Regions from separate parts of the Mus musculus genome. Here region 2 is linked to region 1. The links are chromatin loops, found by intact Hi-C in ENCODE. Cell type or tissue: left cerebral cortex. All regions are shown on one strand. Links, peaks and the distances in the headings refer to the core of each region. The heading gives the core; the rest is flanking DNA. Region 1 has its middle 28 kb from the start of Slc35c1. Region 2 holds the start of Chst1 (carbohydrate sulfotransferase 1).

Evidence for each region. Peaks named below come from ENCODE experiments on the same cell type or tissue, not always from the same donor. Only the 100,000 strongest peaks of a DNase experiment are listed, where the experiment ranks them.
Region 2: a loop joins it to region 1, with 6 times the contacts of the local background. A loop is called at or near these places in 17 of 42 quality-filtered maps.

What each region holds. Positions count from the first base shown.
Region 1 is chr2:92,482,390-92,492,804 of GRCm38, reverse strand. No RefSeq gene overlaps it. Among named protein-coding and RNA genes, the nearest start is that of Slc35c1, 28 kb to the right of the region's middle. In left cerebral cortex, for the core only: CTCF peaks have their summits at 3,910 (motif pointing left), 6,193 (motif pointing right) and 6,998 (motif pointing left); DNase peaks (open chromatin) are centred at 2,737, 6,216, 6,977, 7,940 and 1 more place; H3K4me3 peaks cover 285 bases; H3K27ac peaks cover 700 bases.
Region 2 is chr2:92,592,238-92,602,652 of GRCm38, reverse strand. Chst1 (carbohydrate sulfotransferase 1) reads right to left here and starts at 2,946. Exons shown (of 3, transcript NM_023850.2): 1 at 2,505-2,946. It overlaps Mir7222 (microRNA 7222), which reads right to left and starts at 8,051; the gene lies at 7,977-8,051. It overlaps Mir7221 (microRNA 7221), which reads right to left; the gene lies at 10,376-10,415. In left cerebral cortex, for the core only: CTCF peaks have their summits at 5,210 (motif pointing left) and 7,557; DNase peaks (open chromatin) are centred at 2,874, 3,449, 5,178, 5,546 and 3 more places; H3K4me3 peaks cover 1,931 bases; H3K27ac peaks cover 2,150 bases.

The DNA.
Region 1 (10,415 bases), core at 1,490-9,489:
TTGAAACTTGTGTGGCAGTCCCTTCAGAAGTTAAACTTGGAGGCCAGAGCCTCTAGGTGCCAGAACTATACAGAGTCTGTGAGGAAGTTAAGAAGTATCTACAAGAAGAAGTGGTATGTGAAAGGTGAATAGCCCAAATGTCCGTCAGGTGGTGCACAGACAGTGTGGTACTGCCCCTCCACCCACCCACCCACCCACCCACTCGGTTATTATGTGGCTTCAAACAAGGAATGAGGTGAAGTAATTTGTATCAACGTATAGATGAATCTTGATTTAAGAAAAAAAAAGTGCATACAAGAAAGAAGCCGTTCATTCCTGGCATGCAACTCCACTTGGTGGCATTTCCAGAATGAGTGCCCAGAGCGCTTACCACCTGCTGAAGAAGGGGACAAGAAGGAATAGCTGCTGATGGAGAAACGGTTCTTCTTGGGAACATAATAAAAACATTCCGGAACCAAATATGGCAATGGTTGCGCAAGCCTGAAATGCACTAAATTCCATGCTGTCAACTGTGTGTGGATTATATTAAAAATAGCCCACTCTCCAGCATCTTACCCGGTGGAGTGTATCCATGCTAGAGAAGATGAAGCAAGAAAGAAAATAAAGAGGACAGAGGGGGAGAGCCAAGAGCTAAGCAGCAGATAGCGCTGGAAGAGAGCCCACAGCCCAGTGGTCTGCGCTCCAGTCAGAGCTGCAGCAGGCGAGTGAGCGCCTGATGCCTGGCTTGTTGACAGAAGGATCCCACGCTCATTCCCCTCCCTTCAGATTTCCCATCTTAACGCCCTGCAGTCTCAGGGACCCTGCCATGACTCTAGGGCTTGGCTGCTCCAGTAGAGCTCATCCAGCTTGCAGAGTCGTGGGTCCGTCCCTGCCTTAGTAACACATAAGCAGACACAGCGATGTACACCTGTAAGCCCAGCACTTTGTGGGTAAAGACAGGAGAAGCAGGAGTTAAAGATCGTCCTCAGCTATGGAGAGAGTCTAGGTCAGCTTGTGATATGCGAGACCTGGTCTAAAAAGAAATTAAACAGAAAACGAAAAGGAACAAACAAAATCCTCCAAGAAGACAGTAACAGTAAAATTCATGCCAAGTTGTTTCTCACTGGCAGAAGGTAGGCAACTGGGAGCCTGGGGAGATGGCTTATCAGATAAGCCTGAGGGCCTGAGTTCAGCAGCTATGTATAAGCTACGGGCACAGTGGTACATGCCTTTGATTTCAGCAGAAGTGGGCAGGTTTCTGTGGGCTTGAGGTCCAGGTCTATATAGTGAATTCCAGGCCAGTCAGGGCTACATAATGAGACCCTCCCCCATCTCAAAAAAAAAAATGCTGGATGTGGCTATGCACCTGCTAAGTCAGGGCTATGAAGGGGCAGAGACAGGAGGACAGGGGTGGAGGGCTGGCAGTAGTCTAGCTTCAGGCTCAATGGGACTGGATCTCACAGGAGTAAAAAGGTAGAGAGATGTAGAGCAGGACACACGGCATGGTCTCCATGCATGCACAGACACATACCCTACATACAACACCACATATACATGCAGATAGAAGATAAAAACAGATACTAATGGCAAAGAAAGTGGGAGCACATATCTGCTAAGAAGTGCTATATCATAGTCGTGATTGGTCACGTGGAGGGACACAGGGAAGAAGGGAGTATCTGGCACTTAGTGGAGAGTGGGGGAGTATAAAGGCCACCTGGGGTGGGGACACTTAGCTCCCTGAGGACAAAACTTTCAACTGACAAACTGGATCAAACTGGATCGTCTCCAGTCTCCTCTCTGACGTCAGTATTCACTGCCAAGGGAAAAATAAGTCAAATGCCAGGGAGGGCCCAGCACATGCCTCCCCAGACCCACAGTCAGCATCTCCAAGACAAGGCCGATCCCACATGCCTCACAGAAGGCGTGTTACCTCAGAGATGAGTGTCTACACCTAACACGCATGATCTCAACCTGACATTGAAGAAAATCTTGGCAAACCCACGCAGGAATCTTTCATAACAGAAATGACCAGTGCCCTCTCAGAGGGTCCAGGTCATGCCAGAGAAGAGCCAAGGCCCTGCCAGAGCAGATCGGAGCTGTGAGCACTGCCTGCTGCCTGAATCCTGGCCTGGATCCCAGAAGGGAAAAGGGCCATTGATAGCAAAGACGGTGAGATCTGAATAAAGTCTGCGCATTCACGGATGGCATCACACCCAGACGATTTCCTTGGTTTGGGTCACGGTGTTCTGATGACATGAGGTGTTAGAGAAGGAAGAAAGGATGGAGAAAGCACTATTGCTGAGTGAAAGTCACTCGCTCTGTAACCTCACTGACTTTCCTCCAGGTCTAAAACTGTTTTGAAATTAAAAAAAAAAAAAAGTCAACATATCCTGCGATTTGAATAAGGGATTTTTAAAATCAGCCGAGCACTGGCTGTTATCTTCGGTATGAGACTGAGTGGTGTTCGCCCCGGGTTCAGGTCCCTCTGCAATCACAGCAGATAACTGGGGCTGGAAAAGGGGTGAGGATCTTTTCAGGTGTAACTAAGCTGTGGTCAAACTGCAGTAGAATGGAACCTGGTGGCAGGTGTCTTTGCAAGAAGGCCTTTGAACACACATGCACAAACTCGGAGACCCCTATGTCAATGGCCACAGAGATCTACAAGCCAAACAACACTGAGCATCTCCGGTAACCAGCAGATGCTATGGTAACCAGCAGATGCTATGGAGAGAACGCTGGCTAGGTTCCTATTGAGAAACTGCAATGGAAGAACCCCCTCGCCTGGATATCATGCTTCCAGCTTCCAGACTGTGAAGGAATACACTTCAGTTGTCTGCAGCACTTGGGATTGTGTTACAGTAGCCCATCTCACCCGTGGTTTTGCTTTCCAAGGTTCAGTTATCTGTAGCTAGATGCAATTCAAAATAGCAAGTGGAATATCCCAGAAATATACACTTGATAGGTTTCAAACATCTTGAGATTTCTAAGTAGGAACATGGAATCTTATCCTGCCCCACTCTCTCAACCTTTGCTCAGAGTATCTACACTGTATACACTACCCACCTGTTAGTTACACCGCTGTTTCTGCCATGGGATTGATTTCCACAGTATCACTAGCCTTATGCTATATGCAGCGTGCCCATACTGTATACTACCTGCCCACTAGGTACTTAGCCATGACTTTTATTAAGTTTACTATCATAATCAGTTTTTAAAGCTTTATTTATTTATTTTATGTGTATGAGTACACTGCCACTCTCTTCAGACACACGAGAAAAGACCATCAGATCCCATTACAGATGGTTGTGAGCCACCATGGGGTTGTTGGGAATTGAACTCAGGACCTCTGGAGTAGCAGTAGCAGTGGTTAAGTTAGTTCTTAACCACTAAGCCATCTCTCCAGCCTCCAGGGCTTATGTTTTATATACTATATCCACACTGTATACAGTACCTTTTAGGCACTTAGCTATCTCTGTCATCTAATCGACTATCATAGTATTATATGTGTACACACACACACACACACATACATACACGTAGTATTATAGGGTCTGTGTTTTCTTCAGTGCAGCCACACTGAGGCACTTAGTTGTCTCATAAACATTATCGTGTCACAGCTTATGTCTAAATAATCTTTGTTTTACTTGATATAGCAATCTTAGTTCATCATTCATTATTGTTGTCTCTTTCTGTATCTAATTTATAAGTTAGACTTTACCACAACTATGTATATAGAGAAGAAGAGTATAGCATTCATAGAGTTCATTATTGTCAGTGGTTTCAGATATTCATGGGAGTCAAGAATCCATCCCTTGAGGATACAAGAGAATTCCTTCCTGTGTTGCATCAGTCCTAGCAGTGTAGCACACTCTTGGTAGCACCCCTCCTGAGGCCCTGTACTCCTACTTGGCCTAGGACGCCCCCTATAGGCCAAGGAGAGGCCCTCCTCACAGCCTGGTTGGCTGAGGAAATCCAACATACTCCTTATATAATGCAACCTCTGAGGTCGGTAGGTGCCAGGACAGTGGTAGGGTTCTCTCCTCTGGCTTTGCCTGGCAAAAGGAAGATAAATGGTTACTACTAACTGTTGTCTTCCAGGAGAAACTGTGCCGTTAGACCTGAATGGGGGGAGGGAGCCATCATGCTCCAGCAGGGGGGCCAGCCTCTGTATGGGAGGCAAGATGGACAGACAAAGGCGCAGGTCCAGCGAAGAGCGCCTGGATCAAGCTGCACCCGAAACGCTCATCGCTTCTGGACTTTTTCGACTTTTCTAGTTTGAGTCAGAGAAGTTTCCTCTTTCTGCTCCCGAGACTGAAAGAGCCCTGTCTCAGGTAGAGCTAAATGCCCAGAGACTGAGCCATCAACAGGCTTAGGACCATCACCATACCTCAGCTCTGTTTCCGTGCTGCCTTCTCTCTTAGGCTGGCTCTGCTTTCCCATCCAAAGATAACGTCTAAAAGTCCGAATCCAGCCGAGCCACTTCCGTGGGAGGAATAGTTCTTTACTGGTCAGCGTTTATCACACCAGTGCTGTGTAACAAGCAGTTCTGAAAGCTCAGTCACTGACTACAATTTTTCTTTTCACTCTCATAAATATGTGGGTCATGGGTCATGCTGAACTCCAAGCTTCAGCTGGCCTTAGTGAACTCTCCGTCCTGAGCCTCCCAGGGGAAGCTGCCATGGCCAATGGGGCAAACGCCCCTCAAAGTGGCAGTCAGGGGGAAATCACGCATGGTGCTTCCTTCGGGTCTGACTGGCTTGTCACTGCTGGACAGTTTCCATAGACAGAAGCAGAACAGACGGCAGAGCCCTTGGTGGCTCAGAGGGGAAGCCTATCTCCCACTGCAAGGACAGCAGGGAGGACCGAAGGGGCCTTTGTCCACAGACAATGTTATCTTTCTCAAGAGAATTTCCTTGAACTAGGTCCCTCAGCTGATGCAGGGTGCCTACCCTCCCTGTTGTGCCTTGGCAAGAGAGAGGTCGGGAGGCTCACAGGGCACCGTAGCCATCATCAATGCAACAGAGCCTTTGTAGGCAGTCAGTCAACAAATTCGTGAACTGCCTAGACTGGCACTCAGTGGCTCTCAAGGCACATGTCCGTCTGCTGAGAAAGTTGGGGAAAGCACAGGTTCCATGTTGGTGGGTCTAAGCAGAGCCTGGAAGTCATTTCTATGAAGACCCCACTGGGTACAAAAAGACCAGATGAGTCTCTCAGCCTTCAAACACTACTTTTGCATCTGCAAAATAGCAATCCACCTGCCATGTAGACTGGCAGGGCTGGGACGTGGGATGCGGTGCATGGCGGCCTAGCCATTGCCCTTCATCCACCCTACGCTCCCCAACTCCCTGCCTCCAGGAAAGAGCTCACAGTCTGGCAAGTATTGCTGCATTTCCCATTAACGGCCCTAAACGCTCCCTGTAATACCGTTGATGTGATCCCCAAGACTCAATTACAGTTATCAGGCAATTAGGCGCACCACAGCGAGGTGATTGCAAAATTAATGCCGGCCCCATCCAGCGGCTTTGGATCTTCCCATGATTCCACCATCCCACATCTGGGAGATGACAGCTGATCTCCCTAGGAGAAAAACTGTTCTTAGGAGAGAACCCTACAGCTGAGAGCCCTCACTTGCTGAGGGGCTGCAGAACAGGTAAAGTAAGGCAAAGGCAAGCAGGCTGAGCTGGGCAGCTGTCCATGCCTTCCTGACTGATATCATCCCCTTTTAGAGAGAGAAACAAGTCCTCCCTGCCTTCAGTTGTTAGGAAAATAGTCTGTGTGTTGCCTCACTGGGTCTCCAGGGGCTCCTGTCTGAGCCTCTGTGTCCTCAGCTGGGAGGGACAGGGATAGTAAGTCATGGCCAGCCTGTGAATTGGACCAGAGGGCAGTATGAAAGGGGATTCGGAGTTTGCTGTGGACAGCTCCATGTCTTAGTGACCATCTGCACCCTCAGGGGACACTTCGCAGGTCTCTGTCCTTGGGTGACCATGGCACAGTCGTGTTTAACCCCCTTTGGGAGACAGAAGTTTGCAGGTATCTGGATGCATAGAAAGGAGAATCAACTTCTGAATGTGGATTTAAGTGAACTTTGACCCGTACTGTTAATGAAAACAAGGCACACACATGCATGCTCACTGGTGACACCTTAGAATCAATCCCCTAGCCTCCAGGCTCAGCCCCACCAGACCCTTTGTAGTTGAGCCTGTGGTTCCACAACTGTCCACAAGACGGCGCTCCCACTCTAGTAGTCCCCGGACCCTAATGCATTGCTATTCAAAACGGAGCCAGGACTTGGTTGTCAAAAGAGAGAAAACGCGGCTGCGGAGGGGAGGGCGAGTGTTCTAGCTCCCACCCAGTGATCCCTGCCCTATTTCTTACAGCGAATTATGGTCTGAAACAGGGAGTCGGGAAAATCTGTAGTCACCATCCTGTTTGGAGCTTAAAGACAAGGGAAGCCAAAGTTATGAAAAGTGAGTTTTCGGGTTTTTCAGACGATCCCTCAGTTACTGACTCTGTGGCCACAAGTAGATTACGTAGCTTCTCTATCCCTCTGTTTCCTCAGTTCCTCCCCAGTTTCTGTGCAAACCCACTTAACATCTACAAGTGTCTATATATTCAGATCACTGGCTGCTTTCCTAATGCAGGTCTCATTTCAGCAGCGACACACACACACACACAGAGGCACACACACATAAGCACAGGTACACACACAGAAGCACACATGTGTGCAAATTAACATGCACACACATGCACAGGTACACATATACACCCAACAAGGCCTCCCTGACCCTCTCTGCTGATACTTCTTGTGACATGAAACCGTCACATTGCTTGGGAAATTTGTTTTGTATGTTGATTTAGTCTTCTCCTGGACGGCGCACTTTTAATGGAAGTAAGACCTGAGTGTCCTCGTCCCTGAAAGGCGAGGACGCGCATGATATCTGGTGGATCCCAAAGCCCAGGCAATCTCTCCCGCTCTGCCCAGCCGGCGGCGGCTTTAGCTCTGTGCTGGTGCTGCCCTCCAGTGGCGCTGGGCCCATGACACCTGCTTTTTTTAGTGTCCAAGCGTAATCTTTTCATCCCCTCTATCTACATGGGTCCACCACTAGCCCCGAGGCTCTGTAGAAAGTGGTGGAGAAGGTGGGACCTTGTCTCCCAATGATCATCTCACCTAAGTCTGAATTGCAAGCCCCTGAGAAAAATAAGCTTAATGTCAGAAGACCCCTTGGGGCCGACTTAATAAATACGGTGTCTGTCTTTACATAAAACCCTGCAGGGGCCAAGCCAGTCTGACTCTATTTTACTGATGAAACTCTAAGACCCAGCATCATACAAAGATAAAATTGTCTGGCCTGGGACTGAAGAGATGGCCCAGCCGTTAAGAAAGCTTGCTGTTCTTGCAAAAGATCCAAATCCGGCCCTCAACATTTCCGTCGAGCTACTCACGACGACGATCTGGAACTCCAGCTCCAGGGCATCCGACACCCTCTTATAGCCTCTACAAGCACACACAAACACGAGGCATACGAAGAAATAAAAAATAAAAAATTTAATTGCCTGTCCTAAAGGACCTGAGAACTCGCTCCTCCACCCTCCACCTTCCAGGCACAGGGCAGCTGCACCTTGTGCAAAACCGCGGCCGCATAAACCGGTCCCTGGAGTGGTATCTTTCTTCTGTAAGACTGCCATTTCTTTTTCCCCTCGACATTGTCACTAAATATTTCACTGAGGATCTGCAGGAAATTAGGGCGGGCCGTCTTCATAGGGTCAAGTCGCATCTTTCTTTCCAGAGTTATTGGTTTTTCGGGCCACCATTTCATCACTTATAGAGCGCTCAGATGACAACGTTACAAGACACAGATAAGAGATTCCCATGTCGGTGGCTGTGAATGTGGGCAGTGGTAAGCTGGGGCAGGATTCGCTCACAGAATTTACAAACTGCGACGCGCGTAAAAGAGAGCGCATGCGCTGCCGCTTTGCCTATGGCGGGTTTGCAGTCCCCATTTAGTAACCCACTTGGCGCCTCCAACTCACGGAACTTGGGCAACGCTTGGGAGGCTGTTCTGGTGGTTTTGTTTGTTTGGTTTTTACAGAGACTATTGCTTTGTGATCAACTTCACTCAAGCAAATTACACAAAGCCACATAGTTTCGGTTTCAGACAGGTCTCACCCTACTGCGTTTCCCTGGTTCTGCCCTCACCACCATCACCACCACCACCACCACCACCACCACCACCACCACCACCACCAGAGGAGGTGGGATAAAGAAGACTAACTTAGCAAATTCCAGCCAATGCCAGGCCGTGTGAGAGTTGGCTGTGACTGTGTCCCCTGCATATAATTTGGTTGGCCCAGCTGTCAGGACAACTGGTGATGCTGCACGCTGAAGAAGGGGGGCCACCCATCCCACCTGAGGGGCCGGAAGGGGCTTTTGGTTCGTGTTGGGTGGGGGAGGATAGAAAGAGACCATAGGAAGAGAGACAGTCTGAGTTTGAAGTATGTGTAGGGTTATCTACGTTCCTACACTGCCAAGAGGGGCTCCTCAGCCCAGCCTCTGGGGCTTGGCCCTCTAACCTTCCCAGGCTAGCCCCAAAACAGGGCACTCTAGGGAAGAAAAGGGACAGGCAGCCAAGCCAAACTTTGAACCAACTGGTTTTGCTTGCATATAACCTTGAACAAACCTCTCTGCAGACTCTGTCTCCCTGCACCTCAGTTTCTCCCTCCCTCTTTAGAATGGGGAGAACAGTATCATCTGCTCCCCAGAATAAAGCAAACGAATCACAAGAATAGCCCTCCTAAGGGAGGGCAGGAGCCCGGCTCTGACTTCTCACCTCTGAACTGGGTCTGCCTGAAGGGGAGATGGACCAGCTCCAGGGGCCTCTTCACTCTCAGCTGCCCCAATTAGCCTGCTCCTCCCAGCTGCCCCCTTCCCAACACCGCGGAAAAGATGCAGGAGCACTTAGTGAGTATAGGAGGTTGGGGATTGTCTTAATCAGGATTTCAAAACACCACGACCAACTTGGGGAAAAAAGGGTTTATTCAGTTCACACTTCCACATTTCTGTTCATTACCAAAGGAAGTCAGGACAGGAACTGAAACAGGACGGGATCCTGACATCAGGAGTGGATGTAGACACCACAGAAGAGTGCTGCTTACTGGTTTGCTTCCCCTGGCTTGCTCAGCCTGCTCTCTTGTAGAACCCAGGACCACCAGTCCAGGGATGGCACCACCCACAATGGGTTGGGCCCTCGCCCTCTTGATCACTAATTGAGAAAATAAATGCCTTATAGCTGGATCTCATGGAGGCATTTTCTCAACTGAGGCTCCTCCCTCTTTGATGACTCTAGCTTGTGTCTAGTTGACACAGAACCAGGGACACTCGGGTGTCCCACTTGTCCAGTCCCTCACTAGTAAATAGCATCAGCTAGGGCAAAGGTCGTGGCCAGAGCTGGGACTTGCTGCCTGGAAGAAAAGGGGCTTTACTTCCTTTCAAGATCCCAGCTCTCCTCAGAGCTCTAAATCCCCAGATTACCAGACCTCAACGTTCCCATCTGAAAAATGGGATGCCTTAGATTCTCTTGCTGTTTCAACTTTGACTGCCCCGGATGTCTGAACTTGGGGCTCTCACCCCTCCTAGTCCTCCAATATGTTTCTTTGTCTCCCCTTCTTGTGTCTGTTCTGTCATGAACCCCTCTATTTCCCCTCTGCTGCTCAGAGCTCTCAGGCCCTGCCTAGATACATCTGTGACTCCACACACTCTTGTTCTCTTTTCTCTCATCAGCCTCAAGTCTGCTGTGGTCTGGTGCCCCTCCTCATTACTGCGACCCTTCTCTATGCCTGGGCTTCCACACTGATCTGAAAGGTTTCAGGTTTGAGATTCAAGAGGGACACTGAGGCAGATTGTCCTTTGGGTAAGAGGGTCATCAAAAAAGTTGCTGATGCTGTAGACAGAGCACTCTGAAGAAAGATTAGGCACTTCACACAAGGGCCCCTTCTACACTGAAGACGGATGGTGATTATGCAATGCATGATTGATAGGTAGTTTGTGGTATGTGTTTACAGTCAGGCTGCCTCTCAGGGTGAGAGGTCTAGTGTCTGTACTATAAAATCAACTCTGAGGACAGAGAGCAGGCATCTAGGAAAAGAAAAAAAAAAAAGTTAATGGAAGAGATTTGTAAGATGACCCAGCCCTCAGTTACAGTCCTCTGCACCAGGGGCTGCACTAGAGCACAGCAGTTCTCTCCCAGCCTCCAAACACCAAGAGAAGACAATGGAACAGGAGAAAGAATCAGGCAGGCTAGCTCAGACTCAAGGAAGCCCAGGCTAACTGGCCTGGGGCCCACCTCACCCTTCCTACCCTCTAATCTCTGCCAATTTTTAAGAGCCTCTTTATGTTCCTGTCTCCTGTGGAAGACAAGGATGGAGGCACCTCTCTCTCT
Region 2 (10,415 bases), core at 1,415-9,414, 110 kb before region 1:
AGTAACCATGACACTCTCCCAACACACTCTGTGGTTTTGTTATGTGCTCCACGTTAATGAACTTGACCTTCGGGGATCTTTTAGGTGAGGATTCTTGCAACCCTCAGTTTACAAAGAAAGAAACCGAGGCATTGAGAGATCACCAGAAGCTTGGGAACCTGCCCAGAAGATCCACGGAAGTGTCGGTTGCCTGCCTGTCAGCCGCCCCGACGGAGAATCCCTTGTGTGCGGGTGGAGAGAAGCAGCCTCCCCTCGGAGGCCAGAACCTTCCTTGTTCCTCTGTCTTTCCCACCAAAGGGAGTTGGTCCAGCTCCATCACACTTGTGGAGCCTGATTTTACTATATGTTTCCCTCCCCCCTCCCAATGCCTTGCTACATCGAGTCCTCTGAACAAGTCTGTTTCCATGGAAACCATACAGTGACTCAGGGCTTCGGGACCTTCTCTGAACCAGATTATGACTATCAAATGCTCCCTCCTCACACCAATTCAGACTCCCTATGTAAAAGGATGGGGCATAGCCGATGGGCAAGAGGGGGCTGGGGACGGGACGGGGGGGGGAGTGGGGGGCCGCACAAACCAGGTCTCACTGAGAACCTGACACCCAGGGCTCTTTCAGACTCAGTCGAACAAAGCTAGGTCCCTCCTCCAGTGCAGCCTGACTTACTCCCTGCACTAGCATTCCCCAGTGCCACCCTCCCTTTGGAGCCAGGGCCCTTGGGAGAGGGCACTGAGAATCTAAACCCACACCTTGAATCAGAGCCTGCACTGAGCCGACAGGACATGGGGGCGAGGGTAGGAGGAAGTGGGCTAACTTAGGATGCTCAGAAGGGAGCCATTAACCCAAAGCTTCACAACCACTCGGCAAAAAGGGAAATTTGGATTTGGAGTCGGGGAGGGGGTTTTTGCTCTGAGATGAAGAAACCAAGGAGTTAGGGGACAGAGAAGGGGGGGGGGTCCTGATCTCAAAGCTCCAGCAATATTGGGGCATAATCATCAATGGCTTTCTCTCACTTGCACACCCCTCCTCTCCCCACAGATACCATGACCTGGACTGCTGGTCTCGAGCCAACTCACCCACCAGCAAGCAATGAAAGTTTGTCACACTAGGCTCCTGCAGGGGTCCAAGACCAAGGGCATATCCACCCCCTCCTTTCCTGGCAGCTCCCTAAAGACCCAAGAGGGCGGGGAATAGACTAGGGTGGAAGCTTGATACCTCCCTGGTGACTCCAGAGTGTGAGTCATGACGATAGAAGCACTTTGAAAAAGAAACAGGGTCATCAGGATGCCTACAAGTGTGGCAGCTACTGGGGACTGGGGCCTGGGAACTGCCTGCCAGGTAAGATCTCTTTGTGAGACAGCCTGGTCCCATCTAAAGGGCTAAGAAACCCCGGAAAGTATCTCCCTAGCCTATGAGCCCATCTCAACTTGCCTCTTACATCCACTGGTATCCTTGGGTTTCCCAAGTGGCTCCCAGTTCTCTGCTCAGCCAGGATGCTTGCCTCCTGCCTCCACCATAGGTGTCTTCCTATGTCCCTAGGCTCCAGAAGACAGTGGGCTGAATTCCTGTCACTGTTTGGACATGCACCTCCCCTGTCCCAGCCTCAACCTCTCAGCAGTCAGCTATAACATCCCTGGTCCTGGACCCCAAAAGCCTTGGTGTCCAGAAGCCTCTTGCTTAAACGGTTAAGCCCATCAGGAAGTGGGTACTAGGAATGTAATCTTAAAAAGAGGCAGACCTGGAGTAGGGAGAGGTGACATGGTGAGGTACCTGAAATCAAGCCAAGGTGCCATCCTAGCAGGACCTTCCTTCCTCAGATAGCGTGGCCTTTTAACCCATAGATTCCAGCTAGGGCCACTGTCTACTGTTACTGTAAAGTCAAGCACCGTGTCCCTCCCTGGACCCCGAAAGAAGCTGACCACCCCATATCCTACTCAGAGAGGTGCTAGGATTGTTTTGGCCTCGCGTGGGGGGAAGCTCTGCACCGTCAGGCAGCCCTAGTCTCCTAAGGGCCCAGCCTATCACCAGCATAGTAGAAGCCGATACAAGACCGAGGCTATAAGCAAGAGGCCGGGACAGTGCTTTGCCTCAGGGTGTAAGCCTGGTTTGTAAAGTTAGAGGAGGCACGGGAACCTCAGGGTCTCTGGCAACCTCGGCCGCTCGGGTCTAGCAGGCTGTTGCATGATCAACCCGGAGCAGACACCCGAGCGGGTACCGCAGCAGCAGAACAGGAGCCCCGGGCAGACGTTTATCCCAAGTTTGCTGCCCTCACCAGAGGAGGAGGTCAGGAGCGATCGCGGAGCTCTCCGGAGGGCTACTAGCCCCAGCCAACCTCTCCCAGCGCCCAGCACTCTGCGGTCCCTAGCCACCGCCTCCGCGCACCGCCCAGAGACACCGGCCCTGAGCTAGGGGCGTCTCCCGCCGCGCCCGCGCCCCCGCCCCTCCCGGCTGTTGCGGTGCAGTCCGTTCCCGCCTGCCCCGGGGCCCGGGAGACCCGGCCGATACCTGGTGGCGGGCGCGCCGGGAGCCGCTGCAGCGCCCAGCGCTGGCTCCATCCTTAGTCTAGAGTCAGGCTCTCCGGGGGCCCGCGGGTGGTGGTGGCGGTGGAGGTGGCGGCGGCATCCTCCTCCTCCCGCGCCCTGCTCCTCGGCCTCCCTCCTCCCAAGCCTCTTCCTCCGCCTCCGCGCGTCCCTCACGGGCCCCTCTCCATGGCTCGGGGGCGCTAGCTCCGGGTGGCTCGCTCTGCACAGTGCCTTTTCCTGATGAGAGAGAGAGAGAGAGAGAGAGAGAGAGAGAGAGAGAGAGAGAGAGAGAGAGAGAGATCAGGGCCAGGCACCGGGACACCGAGCACTGCAGCCCCAGTCTCCGGAGGACAGCAGCAGCCTCGGAGGCCAGAGCCTCACGGAGTACCCTCCTTGCGTCTCGGAGTCAAAAGCAGCGGTGGTTGCTTCAGCGCCGAGCTAGCGGGTGGCAGGCGCTGCGGTCCCGGCTCCACCCCCAGCGCCGCCCGCCCCCTCTCCGCCCGACCCCGTCAGCGCGCGCCCTCCCGCCCCCCCCCCCCCCGCGCAGCCCAGGCCGGGAGCGCCGGGACACCCCCACTAGCAGGGCTCCGGAGCCAACCCACCGGCGGGCCGAGGCAGCCACACCCCCCACCCTCCACCCCGCACCCCCCACCCCCCACCCCCGAGTTGAGGAGGCCAAGCGGCAGCAGCACGGGTACCTCTTGGCCTGCCCTCTCCCCCTACACCCGCCCTAGCGAAGGCATGGCTCTATCTATGCAGCCAAAGCCTCTGGATACCCAAGTCTGGCTACAGCCCCAACCTGACCCTGGCTCCTTTCCCCAGCCAGGGCAATCAGAGACTCCCAAACCCAGAACTGAAGTCGATATTCCACTACATGCCCCTGCTTCTCTTCCATCACCCACAACTAAAGAAATGTTTCATTTGCCCCAGATCCTGTCATCCCCTTTCAGCAGGGGCTGGGTGGAGCTGGCCAGTTAGTCGGACACTAGAGTTCCTTTGCTAGAGGAAGCTTTCCATCCTGCCCAGCCCCTTCCTCCTAGGCTGCATCTGTCTTCCCAGGTAGTTACCAGTCCACAAGCTGCACTTGTGGGACCAGGACAGCGGCAAAGCCCTGGCACTACAGTGGTCCTTCGTTCTCTGCATAAATATCGACTGAGCATCTCCTGCATGTCAGAAGCACCGAACACTATAGCTAGTGACAAGAGAAACATACCCCTGAGCCCTCAGTGTGGCCTGGAGGAAAAATGAAGCCAGCAGAGGAATGCCTGTGGCCCTGAACTGAAGAGGAGGGAAAACCCACTTCTACCATTGGCCACCAAGGTGTCCATGCGCACAAACCCAGACCCCATCCTGACCTGTTTCCCATCTGAAGATGTGTAGGTACTTTGCAGGGCTCTGGACCAAAGGCAGTAGTAGACTTTGTCCAGAGTGGTAGCGATCGTCCAAAGGAGTGGGCTTCCATCTCCACCGTCTCTTACGTCTCCTAGAACACGATCTGTCCATCCGTCTGTCACTCCTGATACGGTGCAGAGAACAACGGGTTTTTTTTTTGTTTTGTTTTGTTTTTTAATGAGGTTATATTCACCTGGAAGTTCTCAGTGCAGAGGAGCCTTTGTGAGTCTGCTGTGTGACCATGTGATGCAGTCCTCCCCCACCCGTGCCTCAGTTTCCTCACGAGGAAAAATGGAGGTGCTTTTTCTTATCTCCTAGGGCAACAGCTCCCATGTTAGCTTGGGTGGATGCTTACTTGTTCGCTAAGAAGGGAATAACATAATGTCTAGGAGTCTCCCGGAGACCCCAAGGGGCATATCTTCAGAAAAGGCTTCACATGGAACCAGATGACGTGAAGACCTCTGCTCCAAGGGTCCCAGTAGGCCACATGGTCATTTGTCTTGGTTACAGTTGCCAACCCCTAACTATAAACTCCTGTCCCCCACCACCTCCTCAGAGAAGACAACTAACATCGCCTTTCCTGACATCCCTGATGCAGCAGCTCCAGCTGCAGCTGTACCCGGCATCCCCCACCCCCACCTCCACCCTCTGCAGCCAGGGCTATAGGGCACCAGACCTCAGCCCCAGCATCACAGGGCTTTAGTCACTTGCCCACCTCCATGGTAAGTGGCTGTGTTTTGACATGACCAAGAAGAGAAAGCTGGCCTTGCAAGAACACTCCAGGTTTCAGGCCCCTCCCACTTGTCCATGGACAGCCTGCACCCCCCCCCCACCAACCCCCCCCCCCCGTCACCCTGGATGAACCAGAACCATCTCTTTCACCTAGGTTAATCCCTGCCTGAATCTCAGCTACCCCAGAATAGTCCAGGCTTAGAAACTCCTCTATCTCCCACTCTCTGATCCCAGCAAGTCATTTTTCAAACTTTGCTATATTTTGGATGGAGAGGACAGTGAGGTTAAAATGTAAAGAACTGGGGAGAAATATATTTAAACTCTGAAAGTAGACACAGACCTGGGTCCTCAGAAGTACTATGAGTCTGTTCCCAGTTACCTGGGGTTGCCCCCATATAACAAAAACATGTTTCTTAGGTGCCTACTGTGTGCAAGGCGCTGTGGGGGAGGGGATGCAGTGATGCCTCCACTAGAAGAGCATATCAGTTCTCAACCCCCATGGCAAACAGCTCACAAATGCGGGTGGCTCCTGCTCCAGGGGTTCTGACGCCCTCTTCTGGCCTACATCCGCATACACAGACACATGCACACGTAGGCGGAGTTTAAAACAAAAGTGAAAAAAAAAAAAAACAAAAAACAAAAAACCCTTTAGAAAGAGTGGTCACTGAAAATTTGCGTTTTTCTAAGTGGCCTGGGAAGTCAGGTGAAGATGCAGCCTTCGAATGTCTTTCAGGAAGGGCTTCCTGGAGAAGGAGCTAACTCCAGGAACGATAGCTGTGGGGTGGACAGGGCATGCAAGGCAAAGGAGGAAACAGCAAGCAGCCTGCCATTTGACAGACAGTAGCTAAGAAGACTGTAGCAATGGCTGACGTCGGGGCTCTCCCCCTCCCTGAGCCAGGCTTTGAGCTCTTCGCCACATGGGGATTATTTTGTTGGAGCCTCAAAAGTAGCCTGATGTGGCAGGAATTGTCGTTCCCTCTTTTAAGGACTAATGAGTCCTGGGATTTGCCCAATTTGCAGAACTGCTTAGCTACTACACAGTAGCCAAGCCAGGGCACCTCACTGGGGCCACACTGGGCCAGCCTGGCTCAAGGATACTTCCTAAGGAGGGACAGGATGCCAGGTAAACCTGAGGATGGGACTTTCAGAGCCCCCAAACATAGAAGCCTCCTTGAATAGAGCCCGCTCCGTCCCCCAAGAATTCAAAACTACGCATTTTCTCCTCTTCCCCGGCCTTCTGGTCTCAGAGGCGATTGGAAATGGGTTAAGGGGTTTGGGGGTTGGCACTGTGGTGCTTCAATCTCTTTCAGGGGTCCATTTGGTGGCGGTCTGGGCCGCCCTCCTTGTCTCTTCAGTCTGTCGTGGGAGACTGATGGCCCGGGGTTTGACTGAGGATGCGCAGCAGAAGGTCTCCATCCCAGGTCTCCCTGGGACACTGACAAGAATACAAGCTTGCAGAGGGCAAATCCCAGCAGTCTTTCCAAGCCCATCGGCTTCAGTACCTATAGCAAAAGTCCTAACCAGACCCCACCCTGCACAGGGTAGGTAGACCCTGCAGGTAGAGGAAAAGGACTCCTGCAAAGAAACGTCACTCTGTGAGTGCTGATGGAGACACTGAGGTCCAAAGAGGGCAAATGACTTACCCAAGGCCACACAGGAGGCACAGTTAGCCTCAACTCGAGTCTATTGCTTACTGAAAGAGCAAATTCATACTCTTCCTGCTTCTGCCTCTGCCCCGCTTCAGATGCGCTCCTTTTCTGGATAAATTGGAGGGAATGTCTCCATGGATAGACGGAAACAAGTGTTTGAAACCTTACCTGTGACTGGACACTTGCTAGGCCCTCAGCATTACAGAATGTGATTGTTCCCTCATCTTCTCTGTGACCAGAGGTTGCCAGCCCTGGTGCACGCATAGCTTCAACGGGACACACCAGCGCTGAAAACACTTGACTGAGCCCACAAAGTACTCCAGTGGAGGCCCCTTGAAAGCTGCCTCTCTGCTATATGCACAGAACTGTGAATTCCTCAGAGGGACACTGTGCTGTTCCCAGACCAGCCGATCAGCAGCCACCACCACCTGTCATCTGTTGTGTTCTTTGCTTCTGCAGAGGGGGCTTGAAGGTGGGTTTCCCTCCTCCCAAGATGCAGGAAAAGTACCACCTTCCCAGTGCCCTGTGGCACAAAGCAGCAATACTATATTAGTCTCCAGTGACCTTCACAGCAAATAGCTTGTCCTGCTGGCAGCTGTAACCTCTAACCTCTGGTCTCAAATCCAGGCTGAGGGGCCCGGGACAAAAGTCCTCCCTCTTGACTATCTTGCTCCTTCAAGCCACTCCAAAAGAAAGTCCCCTCCTTCTCAGTTACAGAACCAAGTCCCCCTGGGAGAAGAGAGGAAGCCACCAAATCCTGAAAGGGAGGGAGCAGAGAAGTTAATGGGCTTGCTCTGATCAGCCATCTTGTGACACACTTGTTACTGAACAGCTCCCAGCTCCACACCACCCACAGAGGCCCTTGGCTTCCCTGAGTCTGACCAGGAAAGGGAGGCAGAGCGATCCGCAGTGAGGATCAGGACAGAGCAGGCAAACTCCAGGCTCTTATCTTCCTTCCTTCAACCTCACGTGGTCCCGAAAACTCTTGCCAAGGTAAGTGGTATCCAAGTCCCCTAAGTTCCCAAAGGAAGGAGAGGTTGGAGAAAGCCAAATGTCTACTTCCTTCTGAGGAATAAGCCTGCCCTGGCCATCCTTTGAGGAAAAGCCTTTCCCAGCCCATTCATGTTGGCCTTTGCCACGCTTAGCTCTGTGTCCCTAATGAAGATTCAGAGGCCTGGCTAGGGACATGTATGCTCTTGGGACGCAGGGCTTGCTTCCCAAGGGCTACTCCACAGCCTTCCTGCAGGGGGACTGGAACAATGGCCTCAGTCCTGGGTCCAGCTCATTTAAACAGGCTCACCACCACCACCGCCACCACCATTTATCTGGCACGAGAGCCAGCTCCCGAGAAACTGACCTCAGAGTCCCGAGGAGGCAAACACTCTGACCCAAGATAGCAAGGTCTGTAGCCCTGAGACTCTGTCCCTTACCTAACAACAAGATGAGCCTGGGATAGTCTCAGGGGCCCTGAGGTTAAGAGGGTGTTGGAAGTTGGGGACAAATAGCAGAAGAGAGAAATCTCTTTGATGATTATCAAATGAGCTACAGTTCAAATTCTCCTTCTGAGTAGATCTCAGGCCTCTATGGGCTGTTTCCATGCTGAAGGGAGGCCAACCCCGGACGGGGCAGGGGCCAGGACAGGGAGGGAAGACAAGCTCCTGGCCCCAAGGCTTCCTCCTCCTCTGCTCCTGCCCACTGTCCTGGATGAGACACTTCAGCACAGAGTATGTAGTCCAGCTCAGAGCCTGGCAAGTGCCAGAGAGAGGAGACTGTGGGCAATAAATACCATCCACAAGACCTGTGGACAAGGCCTCAAAAAAGTGGCACAGACAGAAAGGGAGGTGCGGTATCTAGGTCCAGGGAGTAGTTCAAGATCTTAGTGCCATACTCTAGGAACAAGAGCCATCCAGAACAGTCACAGACTTCCTCACACTATGAGCCCTCGGGAAGCCTGATCCTTGTCTGATAAGCCCAGGCCTGATACCCCTCCCTGGCCTCTGGCCTGCCCCTTTCTAGTCTTCCCTCTTAACTGCTTATCAGTCCACCTCCCGCATCTCTCTGTCCACCCTCCTTCCTCAAGGGGTTTGACACCTCCTGGTCCCCAATTCCACCTTGCAGCAAACCCTAGCTGGGGTTGAGAAGGTTGGAGGCACTTCTGGAACATTCTCTGCAGGCAGGGGCAACAGGTAGGGCAGGAACAGGTATTGCCTCTAACAGGCAGGAGTCCAAAGGGGAAGGCCAGGAGACAGAGGGAAGGCCATTTTGGAAATCTTGCTTAGGATTTTTTCATCAAAGTAACACCAAGAGAGTCCTGAAGAAGAGAAGACATGGCGATGGGACTCTCTAGACTCTTGCCTCCATGGGACCTTCAACTGGGCTGCCCACATTCACTCATCCCAGGAGACAGATGTCGAAAGCAGATGTCCAGAGCAAATGTCTCTAATTTGGACTGCAGCCTCTTTTCTCAAGGGACCACCTCAGAGGCCATCGTCTGCCCTGACTCTGGGGAGCTAAGGCAGTGCAGAGTATGGTGGGAACCTCATCGATTCCCCTGCCAGGCCAGGAGGAGCTCAGACTCTCTCCCTTCCTCAACTGCCACTTCACCCTCCTCATCCAACAAAAACAAGACCCATATCATATCTTCTAGCTCCCTCGGGGTGCAAACTTCCTCTCCATCAGATCCAAGGCCCAGAGATGCCTGGAAGGCTGGAAAAGACCTACTATGGTCAGACCTCTATAAGCAGTACCACAGAGACTAAAAAGATGTCCAGGAATCCAGAGTGTAACGCTTAAGTCACCCATCAAGGATATCTCCCATTCCTGAGTCGTTAGGGTCACCTGGAGACTCTTCCAACCAAAATCGCTGAACTCAGATTACAACATCAATACCATCCGATCCAGTCCCCACCACAGCTGCAATAATGGTTACATTAGGAGACAGTAGGCATGCAGTCAAAGCGCCTCCCTTGCCAGACCAAAATCACCCCCTTCCTCTCTAGTTGTCCTCCCTGACAGGGATGGCCAGCTCTTGGGCAGAAGACTGCGGTCACTTCTCCCACAGACAGCCCAGGCCTAGTCACTGCCACACCTGCGGGGCTCTGGGAACTAAGCCCAGGAACAATAGGGCCATCCACTCCACCTGACCTGTGCATAGTGACCCTCTTGTTCTGCTTTAGTGTCGAGACAGTATGTTAAGTGTGTTCACATTGAGGGGTAGGGGTGGAGCATGGAGAACTGAAGAGTCCAAGCAGGACAGCAGATGGAGCACCAGGCAGGGATTTATAACAACAGCAGCCACCTTTATTGAGCAATTACTGTATACATGCATTATCCTCACAACACCCTGTGATGCAGTTCCAGCAAAACACCCCAATAATATTTGTTGTTGCCAGGGCCTTGTGCATGCTAGGCAAGCACTCTACCACTGAACTACATCTCCAGCCCTTATACCACATTTTAAGGAAAAGAAAACAGGGGTGATAGTGACTTCTACACCGCAGGCTTAACTAGGAAGAAGCAAATGGGGGGGGGCTTTCTGAGACCCCATTCTTAAGGGTTGCAGTCAGATGGGTGTGACTGAAGAGGTCCACTGAAGAACCTGGCAAAATAGGAAAGAACACAGTCTGGGTTGCAGCCATGAGATGGAACTTTTTCCAGGCGCAAAATTAAATTTCCAACAAAGAAGTGCTTTGGATCCTCACATAGGTCTCCCAAAATAGTTCATTAAGTGGAAAAGAACAGCATGCAAGATATTATGATGTTATGTTGCAGAGAAATATTCAGGCACATATTCTAAAGTGCCATCTATACATGTCTACTTGTGTGTGTGTAGATCGCCTCCACTTAGACTCACAGAAACCACATCTGCTCTGGGGCGAAGAGCACCCTGGCTCCCCGACAGAGAGGCAGGAGGAAACGTTTCCACAGGACCAGCTTTTGCTTCACCCACGGGAACAAATCACTTACTCAAAACACAAGCCACCACAGAGCCTGGGCTGCAAGTTTCCAGCTATTATTTCCAGTGGTTTTTGTAACTGATATTGTCACACAAGCCCTTCTGGCTATGGCTACTCCCCCGCCCCCAGTCCCCAGCCCACAGTCAGGGCTGACCTCCACTCTAG